2 separate regions of the Homo sapiens genome follow, and region 1 is linked to region 2. The links are chromatin loops, found by intact Hi-C in ENCODE. Cell type or tissue: CD4-positive, alpha-beta T cell. All regions are shown on one strand.

Evidence for each region. A loop is a pair of places that touch in the nucleus more often than their neighbours do. Peaks named below come from ENCODE experiments on the same cell type or tissue, not always from the same donor. Only the 100,000 strongest peaks of a DNase experiment are listed, where the experiment ranks them.
Region 1: a loop joins it to region 2, with 2.2 times the contacts of the local background. A loop is called at or near these places in 5 of 110 quality-filtered maps.

What each region holds. Positions count from the first base shown.
Region 1 is chr5:75,019,020-75,027,019 of GRCh38, reverse strand. It overlaps GCNT4 (glucosaminyl (N-acetyl) transferase 4), which reads left to right. Exons shown (of 4, transcript NM_001366737.1): 4 at 1-1,674. Among named protein-coding and RNA genes, the nearest start is that of GCNT4, 30 kb to the left of the region's middle. In CD4-positive, alpha-beta T cell, no CTCF peak of the experiment used is centred here; a DNase peak (open chromatin) is centred at 3,059; H3K27ac peaks cover 342 bases.
Region 2 is chr5:74,931,314-74,939,313 of GRCh38, reverse strand. It overlaps the pseudogene RPL39P21. Among named protein-coding and RNA genes, the nearest start is that of FAM169A, 69 kb to the right of the region's middle. In CD4-positive, alpha-beta T cell, a CTCF peak has its summit at 4,254 (motif pointing left); a DNase peak (open chromatin) is centred at 4,163; H3K4me3 peaks cover 921 bases; H3K27ac peaks cover 999 bases.

The DNA of each region.
Region 1 (8,000 bases), 88 kb before region 2:
TTTTTAAATGTCTGTGTTCTAAATGTGAAATGCACTTTGCTCATTTTAAAGTTCATAATACTAACTGCCAACTGACACCACTTCTCGCTCCCTTTCTTCTCTTGAACTCATTTTTCTCCCTTTTTATTTACCCCCTTCAAATTACTTCATTCTTTGGAAATAACTATTACCAAGCCCCATTCTTCAAAATAAGTAAACATTGTATAGAGCCAAGTTCTGCAAAAGATCCATACCAGTTCACTCGTGTGCGACTGTGGACAGGTAAGTCACTTTGGTCTCTATGAACCTCAGTTTTCCAGATCTTTGAAATGAGCACTTGGATGCCTATCCTTGCTTCCACACAAGTGTTTTTTTTTTTTTTTTTTTTTTTTTGTGAGAATCGATTGAAATAGTATATGAAGTGGTTTGAAAATAGGTACAAACTATTGACATTTCAATGTCAGAGAGTGATACCTGTAGTAGTATAGGCAAAGGTCCAACCCCATCGAAAGGCTTAAACATTTACCTTTTCTGAAAAACTATTGAAATATAAAGAGAGTCCCCAGTCACAGGGGCAACTTCTGTAACCAAATCCAGATCTGAGGAAACTCCTGTAACCCCATTTGGGGTTTCTTTCTAAGCCAATAGGGTTACAGGTTGGTACAGTGACACATTGAGAATGGGGCTACAAATACTTTTCCCACCATCTAGGATGAAATACACGAAATCCTGTTGAAATCTTGGTTTTTATGCCTTTGCTCATCAGAATAAACGTAAATGCTGAAAAACAAATAACCTCCTGATCCACTGTCTTGCCTCCTGGTGAGAAATGATTCTATCCCCTGTTTATTGGGAAATTTCCAAAGTTGTTCATCACTTAAATGCCGTATTCAAAGGGAACATGGAAGGATGAAGCGGAGAAAGTGCCTTCGAGACATTCACACATTTCTCTGGACTCAGTCTGTTAACATATCAGGGAGCTTGTCAGATCACACCTTTTTGCCTTGGAAATCCTACAGATTTCCTGTACGCCTTCATATCTGATTCTTCCCTAAAACCTTTGGGTATGATTTCCTCCCTGGTCTTGATAATGTCCTGCAGTCTGTGTTTTATAATTATTCTTTGTATTTATTGAATCTAGACTTTAAGTTATTCAGAGATCAGACCAGAACCTTAGAGTTTCTAAACTGTATGTGGATATTAAATAATATTAATAATGAAAGAGCTACCAAAATAGTCTATATTGTGTGAACAATCTCTTGGGATATTAGACGTGTTTAAAGACCAGTGTTGCTGCTATTTTTAATATTTTGGTTAATTTAAGTGAAATGTACATATTTTAATTTGAAGATTTATCTTGCCCATCAGAATGTGAAGATATACTTGCATATATTTTGACATATTTCATGGAAAATAAAAATGATAATCCACTTTGTGAGTGTAAGTGAATGTATTCATATGTATGTTATTATAAATGATTTTTGTTTGCACTGATGATGAAATGAGAGTTTTGGGGGCTTTTTATACATTTATATCGACTGGTCTCTAAATCTCCTATTTTGTTTTCTTATCATTTTTGAAATACAGTTCCCATTACATGAGTTTTAAATAGATTGGTGTTTCATTTTGTATTATGCTACTACTAGATGTTGATTCTCTGGTATTGTAAAATAAAATGTGCTCCAAAAACCCAAACCCTTGGACTTTATGAGCTTTCCTTTCTCTGGTTTTGCTGATTCCCCACAAAGATTCTTTCAGTTTATGGCACTTGCCCCTTATTTAAAGAGCAGAGTTTATTTCACTTCAGTGTAAAAGAAATTCAGCATGTGTATTATACACAATATAGGCACATGAACTTAAGCCATTTAATTTGGTAAAGTCTCAAAGAGTCTTCCAGGATTTACCTGTCTTCCTCCTACTTCAGGTTGGTTTCTCCTGTAAGATTAATAAGATAAATACTCTTGTTTGCTTGATTACTTTATGGAAGTAGTTTTCAATAGGGTAGGTTGAACTTTTTATCTCAGGTCCCTCACTTCCTGGAAAATCAATATTCTTCCCTTTCTACCTTTTTTTTTTTTTTTTTTTTTTTTGAGATGGAGTCTCGCACTGTCACCCAGACTAGAGTGCAGTGGTGCGATCTCGGCTCACTGCAACCTCCGCCTCCCGGGATCAAGCAATTCTCCTGCCTCAGCCTCCCAAGTAACTGGGATTACAGGTGCCCGCCACCATGCCCAACTAATTTTTTGTATTTTTAGTAGAGACAGGGTTTCACTATGTTGGCCAGGCTGGTCTCAAACTCCTGACCTCGTGATCCTCCCAAAGTGCTGGGATTACAGGCATAAGCCAAGGCACCCAGCCAAGATTCTTCCCTTTCTTTGAAGGACTCCTGCCTTGGTTGTGAGCACGCAGACACCCCCAGTGTCCCCAGGCCTTGCTGGTGGAGGATTCCTGATGAGCTTCTGCTCTGTTCTCCCAGCTCTACTGAGCTGAGTATTTGTTATCATCAACCCCCACCCGCTGAGAAGCTCCCTGGCCATTTTTCTTTCACCATTTCTAAACCCATAACAGTCACCAGCCTACCCAGTATGTAGATATGCCAGGGGTTTGCATATTTCACTCACAAATCTCAATCCATCTCAAGGAATTTGGGGCATTTGGGGAATCTTCAACCTAAAAAAATAAACACTATACTCAACCTAAGGTTAATTCTAGCTCTTACCAAGCTGGACAACTGTGCAAATTCACAGTAATTTCAGGAACAGGGGACTATTTTTTGGTGCCAGTGGTGGTGAGGCAGGTCTATACACAGCATCATATTAAAGACTGATTTGATTCCTACATAAGTTTCATATTTTTTTGTTCCCATTGGCACCTACAAATCTACACCTAAATTGGGACAATTGGCTTCTAGTTACATGAAACTGATTATGAGGAAACTGTGGCAAGAGAGAATGAATAGATGATTGTAAATTTGTTCTCAGTACTGGAAAAAAAATCTGGTGATGCAAAACAAACGGCTTCAGAGACAGATGATCAGGGTGTTAACCCACGTGGACACACCAAAGCCACAGGAAGACTCTTCATCGGGCCTTACATACAACCTTCCCACAGAGCAGCAAAGCACGCCCTCCTGGAGCACCCTCGGTTGAATCATGCATAAGACAAACAGCCAGAAAAGAATCTCAGGGAAAATCATGGCCAGGAACCTGGGTAAATTTATTTTTTTGTTCTTCTTGTTTCTTGTTTTGTTCTTTGTTGTTTCTCATAGAACAATAAAGGAAATTAAACAGAAACCACGTATATTCATAATTCTAACATCCTGACAAAAGCATTATAGTTCTCTGAATGCTCTTATCTACATACACGTGTTTTGACATTTGCCCGCACTGCCAATATTTTTACAATCACTCTGCCATGTTGCTACATGGTCTTTATGGCTATGTAATGGTCATACCACAATTCACTCAGCCTCTACTTTACTGTAGGACATTTGAATTGTAAACTACTTTTTTTTTTTGCTGTCATAAATAACAGTGCTATGAACAGTGTTGTTCGTACAGCTTCTCCTTGAATTACTTCCTTATGATGCATTTCCATGAGAGAAATTATAATCCTGAAGAGAATGGAGTTTTTAATTGATTGTTTTTCATGTATGTTTGTTATAAATCAACTTCTCAGAAACTGTGCAGGATGCTTGGTTGATGTATACAACTACAGCCTCTACTTATGTGAAATTGTATTCATTTATTCTGATAAATGGCTCTTCAGATTCTCAAAGTAAGCCAAGACTTTTGCCTAAAACAAGGAAGTAGTTTTTCCTCTAGCAGATAAAAGATGGTGTTTTAATGCATGGGTAGTAAAGAGCTATTTCAGAATAATGTTCTTAAAGGCTTAACTTTGATGACTGACTCCATTCCAGGAAGGATCTAGAAGTTGCTAGTTCCTTCTAATATCCATTCTTTCTGGCATCCCTGGTTATATTCTGAGCAACAATGTGACCAGCTGTTAATTCCCAGCTTCCCTTTCAACTATGGGGTGGTGGGCAAATGAGTTTAAAGCCTAAGTCACTGGGTGGGACATCTGAGAGTGCGCTTGGAAGGTAATTTACCTAGCTTGCCTTCTCCCCATCTCTCTTGCTTTTTCCTGTGCCTAGAATGTTTGTTATAGCTGAAATTTCAGCAACCATTTTAAAACCATGAGGATGGGAGTTATATGGCAGGGACAGAGTGAAAATATGACATCTGAATCATCCAAGACTACCTACCTGCAGTCTCCTTTTATGTAAGGAAAAACTTGGTATGTGCTTTAAGCCACTGTCATCTCAAGTCTCTATTACTAACAGCTGGACATGATCCCTAACTTACACAATGTTTGTCTAGGACACTGGTTTTCAAACTCCAGTCTGCATCAGAATCATCTGGAGGCCTTCTAAAACACAGATTGCTCCCCGCCTTTCCCTCTTTCTCATTAAAGGGGAGGGAGATTTGCATTTCTAACAAGTTCCTAAGTGAGATTGATGCTGTTCTAAACTATGCTTTGAGAACCACTGTTAGGATATCTTTCCTGAACATTATTTCAACATTGCAAGCATTAGGCTGATTTTAATATTTAGAAACCACCAAATTTTGCAATAAGCATACATACCTCTTGATCCTAAGACACTATAGTTAAAAGTTCAGAAATATTTTATATGCTGTTTTATATGCTTTCTCTACATTGTTGAAGAGGTAGCTATCTATATTTTTAAAATAATGACCAAATTTGATGCATTTCTGTAACTATAGGTCCTCCTAAAATTGTTTTCAACCGCATGGCTGCCATACTTGTAACTATTTTATAAAATACAATGAAAAACAAATGAATTTTGGAGGGTGTGAGTAACCTGAAATCATGGGGGTGAAATCTCGAGTTCAGACGTATGTGTAATTCTATAAAACAAAGATGTATGCTAGTGAGATGGCCTCTACCCAGCTAAGAAAAAATTTCCATGGGAAAAAAATTATGAACTCTAAGGAGAATACAAAGTGGTGCAGGTGTAGCTTGGCTAGAGATAGAGTTTACATACTCAGGATCGTGTAAATGTTAAATATTGACCTAATCAATGCTACTGATATAATTTACAGGCAACATGAGGGGATAGAAAGGATGAATATGTTGGGTAGGAGTGTGGGTGGGTGTGAAAGACATCAAAATCATCTCAATGATCGGACTAGGTAGACAATGCCTGTAACTGAAAAACCAAATAGAGGAATAGAAAGATGTCACTCCAATTTGTGGAAGCAAAACCAAAAGAACCACTTCAGAGAGTTACTAGTCACCTCCAAGGAAAGGAAAGGGGGAATGCTGATTCTGTTTTGCAACAAGCCTTGCAACCAGGTCTTTAAACTTTGAAATAAAAACTGGGGAAACAAATAATTAACTGGTAAGGAAAAAGACATGATCTGTGATCAGACTGCTTGTAATCTAATAGCTAGTGCAAAGAACCAGAAACCTTATAAGGGTGGCTAGTGTTTCTGTCTACTCAGCCCTTCTTCCATCCCAGAATCTTCAGAGCACAAAGAGCCCTCCTGGCTACTGAGGTGGTCACGTGACCCAAGCTGGGCCAATTACAGCCTCTCACAGCCAAGGCCACACTAATTGGTCTAAGGAGTGGGCGCCTGATCTAAACGGGGCTAATCAGGGCTCTTGGGACTTGTTAAATTCCTGCCAGAGAATAAGAACCTCTTGTTCCTTTTTCTTTTTTAATCACAAAACATAAGGATGTGGGCTTGCTAGCCCAGCACAGCTCTCTCTGTGTCCACACCCCACTACTTGGACAAGTTTGTATCAGCGAATTAATGTTCCAAAAGGAACAGGGAAGAGAAAGACAATGACAGAGGGGGTCCTCGAGATGTTCAAGGCAGTCAATCAATCATTGGTGACACCAGCTCCACCTGCCCTTAGGTTCATTTACACAGCCCAATTCAATCTCTCCTTTTTGTGTGTTTACACAAAATTAAATTAAAGTTCACTTATGGTCATAAAAACTACCTTGTAGTCATAATACACAGTGGAATACCAAACAAAACTTATGGAAAGTTTCAAGCAAACACAAACAGAGAGAGAGAAGAGCATGATGAATCCCAACATCCTCATCACTCAGACCCACTATTGTCAATATTTTGACAATCCTATTTCATCTATCCACCCCTTCACCCCATTTTCCCACAGAAATATTTTAAAATAATTCTAGATATCAAATTATTTTACTTGTTAATAATAGATTGAACCATATGAAACTGCTGTTTTTGTAGGTCAGAAGTGGTCAACTATTGGCAATATTCTGTGTTCTGACCTAATATTTCAACAGTGTCAGGTCCACGGCCACGACTATGCCAAATGTCCTGCTTGGGGTTAGATTCCAGCCTCAGCTGAGGTCTGAGGCAAGTGGGTGGATGGGCGAATAGCTGAAAGAACACTCGGGGGGCTGTAAGTAGGTGAAATGTAATTTTATTCAGCAGCTCTCTCATCAGCAGCTCTCTTACACTGTCCACCTGTCTGCTCTGGCTCTGTGGCTCCTGCCACTCCCATGCTTGCAGCTGCACTCCCTGGCCTGCAAGGCCAGCCACAGGGTCAGCAGCCTAACTCTTTCCCTCTGGGCACAAGCCAGTTCCTGGCTCCCCCTCTGTCTGCCTTCGAAGCAACTGGCTCTCCCTTACAGGGGTCCCCAGCATTACTCTCTCTCTGGGCAGCAGCACGCAAGCTGTGCCGTGCCATGCCGTGCCGTGCCATGCCAAACTGAGCCCCGTGCACAGCATCTGCAGGGCAGTTATACCTTCTACAGACAATAGGGGCTCAGAGCCAAGTATGAACTTACACAAACAGGTTATATAACAAGTGGAGTATGCACCTGTGCCCTAAACTCGCTGAGTCACTCTGGCCTGGATGTCCACCTCGGCCTATTCCTTGACCAAAGCACATCCATGTACCTTATGAGTCTCCTAACTGCCAAAAACTCTTTTTTCCTGACATAACCACTAAGCCATTATCACACCTAACAAAATTAAGAATAATTCCTTAATGTCTAACAGTGAAACCATTTTCAAAATTTTCCAACTGTATCATATGTGTCTTTGTATTCACCATTTGTTTAAATCAGGATCCAAACAAGGTCTACACATTAATTTAGTGAAAATAACTTTGTAAGTGATCTTACTCTCATTTAGCACTGTCACTTAAAAGGAACCTAGGCAACTAATATGGAATGGTGGACAATCTTCAATCAACAACATTTAGAAGAATTGTCTCAGCTCCTTGTGTATATTACTAAATATACATATATTGCATTAATATGTTATATATATAAAATCTTACAGATTCCAGGCATTGTGATTTTGCTTCACAGGTTTTCTGCATTTGCTTTTATGAAGTAATTGCCAGTATCATGCCAGGAAATGAGAAAGGGCCCCAGGGAGGCCAACAGATATGGCTGAGGTCACCAGCTAATAACTGTCAGAGCTGAGATTGGGATTTTAAGTTGTGTGGCTCCCAAGTCCAAGCTCTTCGTTGCTATACCCAACCTGTGCTTTTTGCGCTGGTCCTGGTGAGCATTAATATGCCAGACAAATGCCTATTAATATTTTATTCCACAAATGTCTCGGTCAGCTCAAGGTGCTGTAACAAATGCACCACAGGCTAGATGACTTAAACATTTATTTCTCACGCTTGTGGAAGCTGGGAAGTCTAAGAACAAGGTGCTGGCAGATCTGGTGTGTGGTTAGGGCTCTCTCCCTGGTTTGCAGGTGGCTGTCTTCTCATTATATCCTCGTATGTCTGAGAGCAGAGATTGAGAGCAAGCTTCTGTGTCTCTTCTTATAAGGGCACTAATCCCATTTATGGGAGCTCTACCCTTATGACCTAATTGCCTCTCAAAGGCTCTATCTCCTCTTATGAGCACATTGGGGGTTAGGATTTCAACATACGAATTTGGGGGAGGGAAGACACAAACATTCAGTCTATAGCAACAAAGTACTGAGATCTTG
Region 2 (8,000 bases):
AGCTTTGTTCTTTTTACTTAGGATTGCTCTTGCTATTTGGGCTCTTTTTTTTTATTATTCATTATGAATCAGGATTTTTTTAATTTTATGAAGAATGACAGTATTTTGATTGGAATTACATTGAATCTATAGATTGCTTTGGGCAGTATACTCATTTTAATGATATTAATTCTTCCAATCCATGAACATGGGAGGTTTTTCCATTTGTTTGTGTCATCTAAAATTTCTTTCCTCAGTGTTTTTTGGGTTTTTTTGTAGAGGTATTTCACCTCCTTGGTTAAATACATTCCTAGGGTGGTTTTTTTTTGCTGTTGTTGTTTGTTTTGTTTGTTTTGTTTTGTTTTAGCTATTGTAAAAGGCATTGCCTTCTTGATTTGGTTATCAGCTTGATCATTACTGGTATATAGAAATGCTACTGATTTTTGCAGGTTGATTTTTTATCATAAAACTTTACTGAATTTATTCATAAAATCTAAGAGTTTTTTGGTGGAGTCTTTGGGGTTTTCTAGAAATAAGATCATATCATCAATGAACAGGAATAATTTGACTTCCTCTTTTCTAACTTGTATGACTTTTATTTTTTTCTCTTGCCCAATTTCTCTGGCTTTGAGTAGTATGTTGAATATAGGAATGGTGAAAGTAGGCATTATTTTCTTGTTCCAGCTCTTAGATGGAACACATTCAACTTTTTCCCATTCAGTATGATGTTGGCTGTGGGACTGTCATACACAGCCTTTATTATTTTGAGGTATGTTCCTTCTATGCTTAGTTTGAAGGCTTTTATCATGAAGGAATTTCAGTAAATGCTTTTTCTGCATCTATTGAGATGATCATGTGTGGTTTTTGTCCTTCTCTTTATGTGATGAGTCACATTTATTGATGTGCATATGTTGAAACAACCTTGCCTCCCTAGTGTAAAACCACTTGATCATGGTATATTATCTTTTTGATGTGCTGTTGGATTTGGTTTGCTAGTATTTTGTTGGGGATTTTTGCATCTATATTTACCAGAGATATTGGTCTTTAGTTTTTTTGTTTTTTTTCTCTTATGACCTTGTCTAGTTCTGGTATTTGAGTGGTACTGGCCTCATAGAATGAGTTAGGAAAAATTTCCTCTTAGATTTTTTTAAAATCTAAGCAGAGGCTGGGCACAGTGGCTCACGCCTGTAATGCCAGCACTTTGGGAGGCTGAGGCAGGCGGATCAAGAGGTCAGAAGTTCGAGACCAGCCTGACCAACATGGTGAAACTCCGTCTCTACTAAATTACAAAAATTAGCTGGGAGTGGTGGCATGCGCCTGTAATCCCTGCTACTCAGGAGGCTAAGGCAGGAGAATTGCTTGAACCTGGGAGACAGAGGTTGCAGTGAGCACTCCAGCCTGGGTGACAGAGCGAGACTCAGTCAAAAAAAAAAAACAAAAAACAAAAAACACCAAAAGCAAGCAGGAATAGCTATACTTACATCACATAAAACAGACTTTAGCTGGGCGCGATGGCTCACTCCTGTAATCCCAGCACTTTGGGAGGCTGAGGCAGGTGGATCACGAGGTCAGGAGATCGAGACCATCCTGGCTAACACAGTAAAACCCCGTCTCTAATAAAAGTACAAAAAAAATTAGCCAGGCATGGTGGCGGGCGCCTGTAGTCCCAGCTACTCGGGAGGCTGAGGCAGAAGAATGGTGTGAACCCAGGAGGTGGAACTTGCAGTGAGCTGAGATCACACCACTGCACTCTAGCCTGGGCGACAGAGCGAGACTCCGTTTAAAAAAAAAAAAAAAAAAAGCAAAAACAAAAAAAACAGACTTTAGGGCCAGGTGTGGTGGCTTACACTTGTAATCCCAGCACTTTGGGAGGCCGAGGCAAGTGGATCACTTGAGGTCAGGAGTTCAAGACCAGCCTGGCCAGCCTGGTGAAAACCTGTCTCTATTAAACATATAAAAATTAGCTGGGCATGGTGGCAGGCACCTGTAATCCCAGCTCCTCGGGAAGCTGAGGCAGGAGAATCACTTAAACCTAGAAGGCGGAGGTTGCAGTGAGCCAAGATTGCACCACTACACTCCAGCCTGGGTGACGGAGCAAGACTCTATCTCAAAACAAAACAAAACAACACACACACACACACACACACACACACACACACTTTAAATCAAAAACAATTTAATAAAAACACACAAAGAAGGTCATTATATAATGATAAAGGAATGAATTCAGCAAGAGGATATAACAATCCTAAATATATATGCACCCAACACCAAAGCACCCAGGGTCATAAAACAAATATTAGCAGACCCATAGAAAGAGATAGACAGCAATACAGTAGTGGGGGACTTCAATACCACAGTCATAGCACTAGACAGGTCATCGAGACTGAAAAATAACAAAAAAAAAAGGACTTAATTGTTCTTTTGACCAAATAGACTTAGAATGTTATAGACTAATCTGCACACCAACTGTAGAATATATGTTCTTATCAGCACACGGAACATTCTCCAAGACAGACCATATTTTAGACCACAAAACAAGTCTCAACAAATTTTTAAAAATCAAAATCATATCAAGTATCTTCTCAAACTACAGCAGAATAAAACTAGAAATCAACAACAAGAGGAATTTTTGAAACTATTCAAATACATGGAAATTAAACAACATGTTCCTGAACGATCACTGGGTCAATGAATAAATTAAGGTGTAAATTTAAAACTTTTTTGAAATGAATTAAAACAGAAACACAACATACCAAAACCTCTGGGGTACAGCAAAAACAATGCTAAGAGGGAATTTTATAGCATTAAATGCCTGCATCAAAAAAAAAATAGATCAAAAATTAACAACTTCATGTTGCATCTCAAGGAACCAGAAAAACAAGAACAAACCAAACCCAAATTTGCCAGTAGAAAAGAAATCACAAAGATCAGAGCCGAAGTAAATGAAATAGAGACACTAGTGTTATTCCCCGATAACTGTGAGTCTATCTCAGCATTTGCTTATTGGAAGACCCAAACTGACACCAAGTTAGTCTGTAGATTAAATGATACATCTGGCAGAGTGCCCACCCAAGAATTAAATTTTGTCTAAGTTCATCTTGCCATCTTCCTAGCGACAAAATAATAGAAATGCAAATAATCCCAAATAGTGAATGATCTGAGACACTACCTAGATTTAGGTCTCGGGTCCTGACTGTACACATTAACATAGGATTAGTTAGCTTTTTCTAAGTGTGCCAGCACGTCAGAGGTGCTCAGGGAATACGTTGTAAGGGACATAGATTTCTAACCCTGTCAGTAAAATGGAAATGCCAAACTGTCACTTTATCTCCTTCTGGTAATTTGGTTGACTAATTCGATGTTAGATTCTGGTATCTTGACAAGCTTAGCGTTAGCCAGTTACTGGGATGATTTCCAATGCTTAAGGCAGTAATGCCTTATTTCTGCTTTAGCAGTAATGTGACCAGTGCATAACACTCATTAAGGGGTAATGCAGCATTTAATTAATGAGGGGAACTTTCCCCTGAGAGTGCATAGAGGAGATAGCCCAGAGCACAGAGGAGTGTAAGAATCTGGAAGTGACCTGACACTCTGCGCCAAAGCCGCATGGGGTTTATTGGACCCCGGCTCATCCTGGCTTCCTGCGGTGTTGGCAAATTGAAGCCCTCCGGAAGGCATCTTTGGTTTAACCAGCTCAAACTGTTTTGCTCTTTCTGATCTCCACAGAGGATGAGAGGAGCAGGCAGAAATCAGTTGAATTTGTTTTGTGGTAAGAGTTTCTACCAGGAAATGACTGCTCTGGGTTTCCACCAGCTTCAGCAGGAGGGTTAGTTAAATCATTATCCTGCTGGCTGGCATTTAGTCAGTGGACGCCTTTAATCCACAAGGCAGTTTCTAAAGTGTTCAGCTGAAAACAAAGATGCTCTTTACCCCACTCTCTAATGGGGTCCCAACCAGGGTCATTAACTGTCAACCAGCAGATACCGGGTCAGCTTCAGAGGAACTTACATTAGCTGTGCCATTTCCTTTGGAGCTTGACTGGTAGTCATTGACTTTTTTCACCTCATTTCCCGTAGCACTGAAGCAGTTCCGTTGGTAATAGCTGACTCAGGAAACCCAGGGAGCTGCCTAGTGGTGATAGCCATGCCTTGTTTTCCAGAAGCACAAGCCACAAATGGACATATGCCATCTACTAATTGTACTATTGCTGATTTGTATTTATTACATCTCAGAGTAAGTAACAGGCTATGCAGAGCCCCCTAGTGTTTGACTCCACAGAAATGGTATTGATCTGTCAAAGTTTCTTTACTTATCAGTATGAAACAGTATTGTGTAAGCTCTTTGCTCCAAAAGGCCATTATGAAAAGAGGCAATAACAACATGGTACGCCAGACGTGATATGCCGATGCCTCTTGCTTTGCGAGAAAAGACTAGATGGCGAGGTCCCTAGTAGACACAAAGGTTCTGGCCAGGATTTTTAATGGCCAGTTGTATAAATAATTAAGTGAGGAAGAGTAGAGAGTATCTTAGTGTATTCATTTCCTGCTGCCGTTGTAACAAGTGACCACAAATGTAGTGCCTTAAAGCAATACAAATTAACATACAGTTCTAGAAGTCAGAAATCTGACTGGGTCTCACTGGACTAAAACGTGTCAGCACGGCTGTGTTACTTCTAGGGGTCTAGGGGACATCTGTTTCCTTGCCTTTTCCAGCTTCTAGAGGCTTCCTGCATTCCTTGGCTTATGACCCCCAGTCAGCAATCCTCTGCGGCTGTAGTCACATCTTCTCTGACTCTCCTGCCTCCTTCCTTCCCTCCTAAGGACCCTTGTGATAATATTGGGCCCACCAGATAATCCAAAATAATCTCCTCCAATGCAAATCTCTTAATTTAATCACATCTGCAAAGTCCCTTTTGCCATGTAAGGAACCACATTCCCAGGTCCCAGGGAAAAAGACATGGATAGCTGTGGAAAGCCATCATTCTGACTACCACACCTATTAAGGTAATTGCTGTTCTTCCCTCTCAACATTCGAGTTCTTTCAAGTTCCTTTTGCCATGGGAAGACAAAATAGCAATGTAGATATGGTCCCTCAGAGACACAGAATCTCATCTTCCATTGTCAAATGCAGTTTCAATTACTCAGGCAACGGCCATTTTAAAGGACCATAAAAGATAATGGCACCTCCTGGCTGAACAGATGGCCTCTTAGCACAGTTCCGAGTTAGATGTGATAACAGTTTCACGGCTGGGAAGCAAGTGGGGCAAGAGATGGGACTGTTGGAAGGGTAAGATGGTCTCTGAATTGAATCCTCTGCCTTAATGTCCCCTGAGTTTCTGGGTTATCTGGAAAACCCTCCTAGGAGAAGTCAAGGAGCCTCAAAAAGCAAGAACACCCTCTTCTTTAACTGCCCTCTCCACCCTGAAAAGTTGAGATGTGACAGAATGAAAAGAGCACCAGCTTTGGAGTCAGACAGAAAGGCGTTCCAATCTCTGTGTGACCTGCAGCATGTTTCTTAATCTCTCTGGGCCTTATTGTCCTCACCTGTAAAATGAAAATAATATCTACCTCTTAGGTATCTGATATTTATATCAGAAACAATGTATGTAAAGTTCAAAGGATGCTGTTGGGCTTATGGTAGGTGCTCAAAAATAGTAAGTACTATTATTATAGTAGTAGTCGTCGTCATTGTTGAGGATCTGTTGTTACAACAGGAAGTAGAGATTGGAGTCAAAAGTCTGCCATGAAAATTTTAACTGGTTGATATTTCTCACATTAGTACCACCACTAGACATTTGACCAAAGCACGTGAGAAAACTTAAGGGCAAGGATGATAAACAAAAATGACTCTCTCTCTCTACACTTCCACCCCCGATTTCCTGTGCTCTCCCTATCCAAACACTCCTCTGGAAGAAGTCTTGATGGTACCTTCTTAGGCTGTAAGGAAAAGAATTGAACACAGTAATATCCTCAGCCTTGAAGATGTTCAGATTTACCCAGTGGGAAACAATTTCATTCTTCAAATTATTTGCTGAATTAATCTAATTTTATTCCCTTCCATCAAATTTTCAGGTTGGAAGAGGTCCCATCTGCTCTTCCACTGTTGAGAACTAACTGATATCGAATCATATTGGTGGAGCTCAAAATGTCACTGGCAATGCCGACGGGAGGTCGTGACTTTAGATCTACAGCCACACGGGCTTACCTTCAACCCAGCCCACTCAGTTCCTGGCATAGATGGACAAGTCAAAGACTCCCCTAAAGAGTGGGCCCTTTCGTCTGGCAAAAAAAAATAGATGAGAGTAGAATGTCTGCCTCTTGAGGATTAACCTGCTCCAAAATAAGCCCAAGGAAGCTAACTGACCACACTTAATTCCTTCCACTAAATTTACCAACCGGAAACTCCCCTTCCTCCCAAGGGCAAGAATGTGTGGAGGTGATGGGATAGGCTAGGAAAGTTATGGTAGCAGGAATTCCTTTCTCTCTATCAAAACCTGAGTCCAGGATCACTCACAGTGGGGGGAAGCCAGCTGCCATGTCATGATACTCTCAAGAAACCCTACGGAAATGTCCTTGTAGTAAGGAATTGCAGCCTCCTGCTAACAACCAGCACTAGCTTGCCAGTCATATGTGTGAGCCACTTTGGAAACAGATCCTAGTCCCAGCCAAGCCTTCAAATGCCAGAGCCTATTGTGAGGGATGGGGTTTGTCAGGCAGATCAGATCTGCATTTGACAAGCAGCAAATCAATGAAGTAGATACCTGCACAGCTGAAAGTGGAGGGAGAAGATACAATTGATGTGTTGGGCAGCAAAAAAGGAGGCATCTATTTAAAAAAGAGTACTTGCTAGCCAGGCATGGTGGCGCATGCCTGTAATCCCACCTGCTTGGGAGGCTGAGGCAGGAGAATCACTTGAACCCAGGAGGTAGAGATTGCGGTGAGCTGAGATCGTGCCATTGCACTCCAGCCTGGGCAACAAGAACGAAACTCCATCTCAAAAAAAAAAAAAAAAAGTACCTGCTACTTGAACCCAGAACTGTGTTCTACAGACAAAGACACATTCTCAGTTAGAAAACTACAATTTCGTTCCAGGATACGCTAACAAGTAGAGTTTAGTTTTCTTTATTCTTTCATTTTCTTTAATTTATATGTCTGTGTACAAGCACGCTGCTTTTGTTCTTGGGCTTATTAAATTATTTTTACTGAATGGCCAGTGATATGTTTTGATTGGCATCAAATGGAAATGGGGTGGGGAGAAACCGTTTTTGTTAAAATGCTCCTTTTCTCCATTAATGGCATGGAAATTTAACTTTAATTTTTTTAATGAAAAGTCTCACATATTTATTACTGAACCCAGGCAACCAATGCATTCATAACAGATTCAGAGAGAAAAAATGTATGCCAAATAAAACATGTCCAACTCTCCAGATAATGGTGACATTTTCAGCTTGATATGGTAATGTGATTGTGACGCTCAGACAACATAAATATGTGTGCCATCTCATGTGCAATTACTAATAGACCCAGCTTAGTTCTTCTCCAATGTCTCCTTTTGGAGTTGTACCTGATTTTATTACCAGTTTTCATCTGAATCCACTGGGGAATGGAACGGTTTTGCTTTTGTTTCTTGGCCATGAATCGCTTAATTCTGAAAGTCTTGTGAGAAGATCTGGTGAGAAGCACAGTCAAGTACACACCACGATGGCGGAGAAAAAAAGAGAAGGGGCTTGACACTTTTTTTTTTCTTTTGAGACAAAGTTTTGCCTTGTTGCCCAGGCTAGAGTGCAATGGTGCCATCTCGGTTCACTGCAACCTGCGCCTCCTGGGTTCAAGCAATTCTCTGGCCTCAGACTTCCGTAGAGCTGGGATTACAGGTGCCCGCAACCAAACCCAGCTAATTTTTGTATTTTTGGTAAAGACGAGATTTCACCATGTTAACCAGCCTGTTCTCAAACTCCTGATTATTGTTTCTGCTATTAGCTGTCAGTCCTCTTCACTGTGGTATGAACAAGATTATTT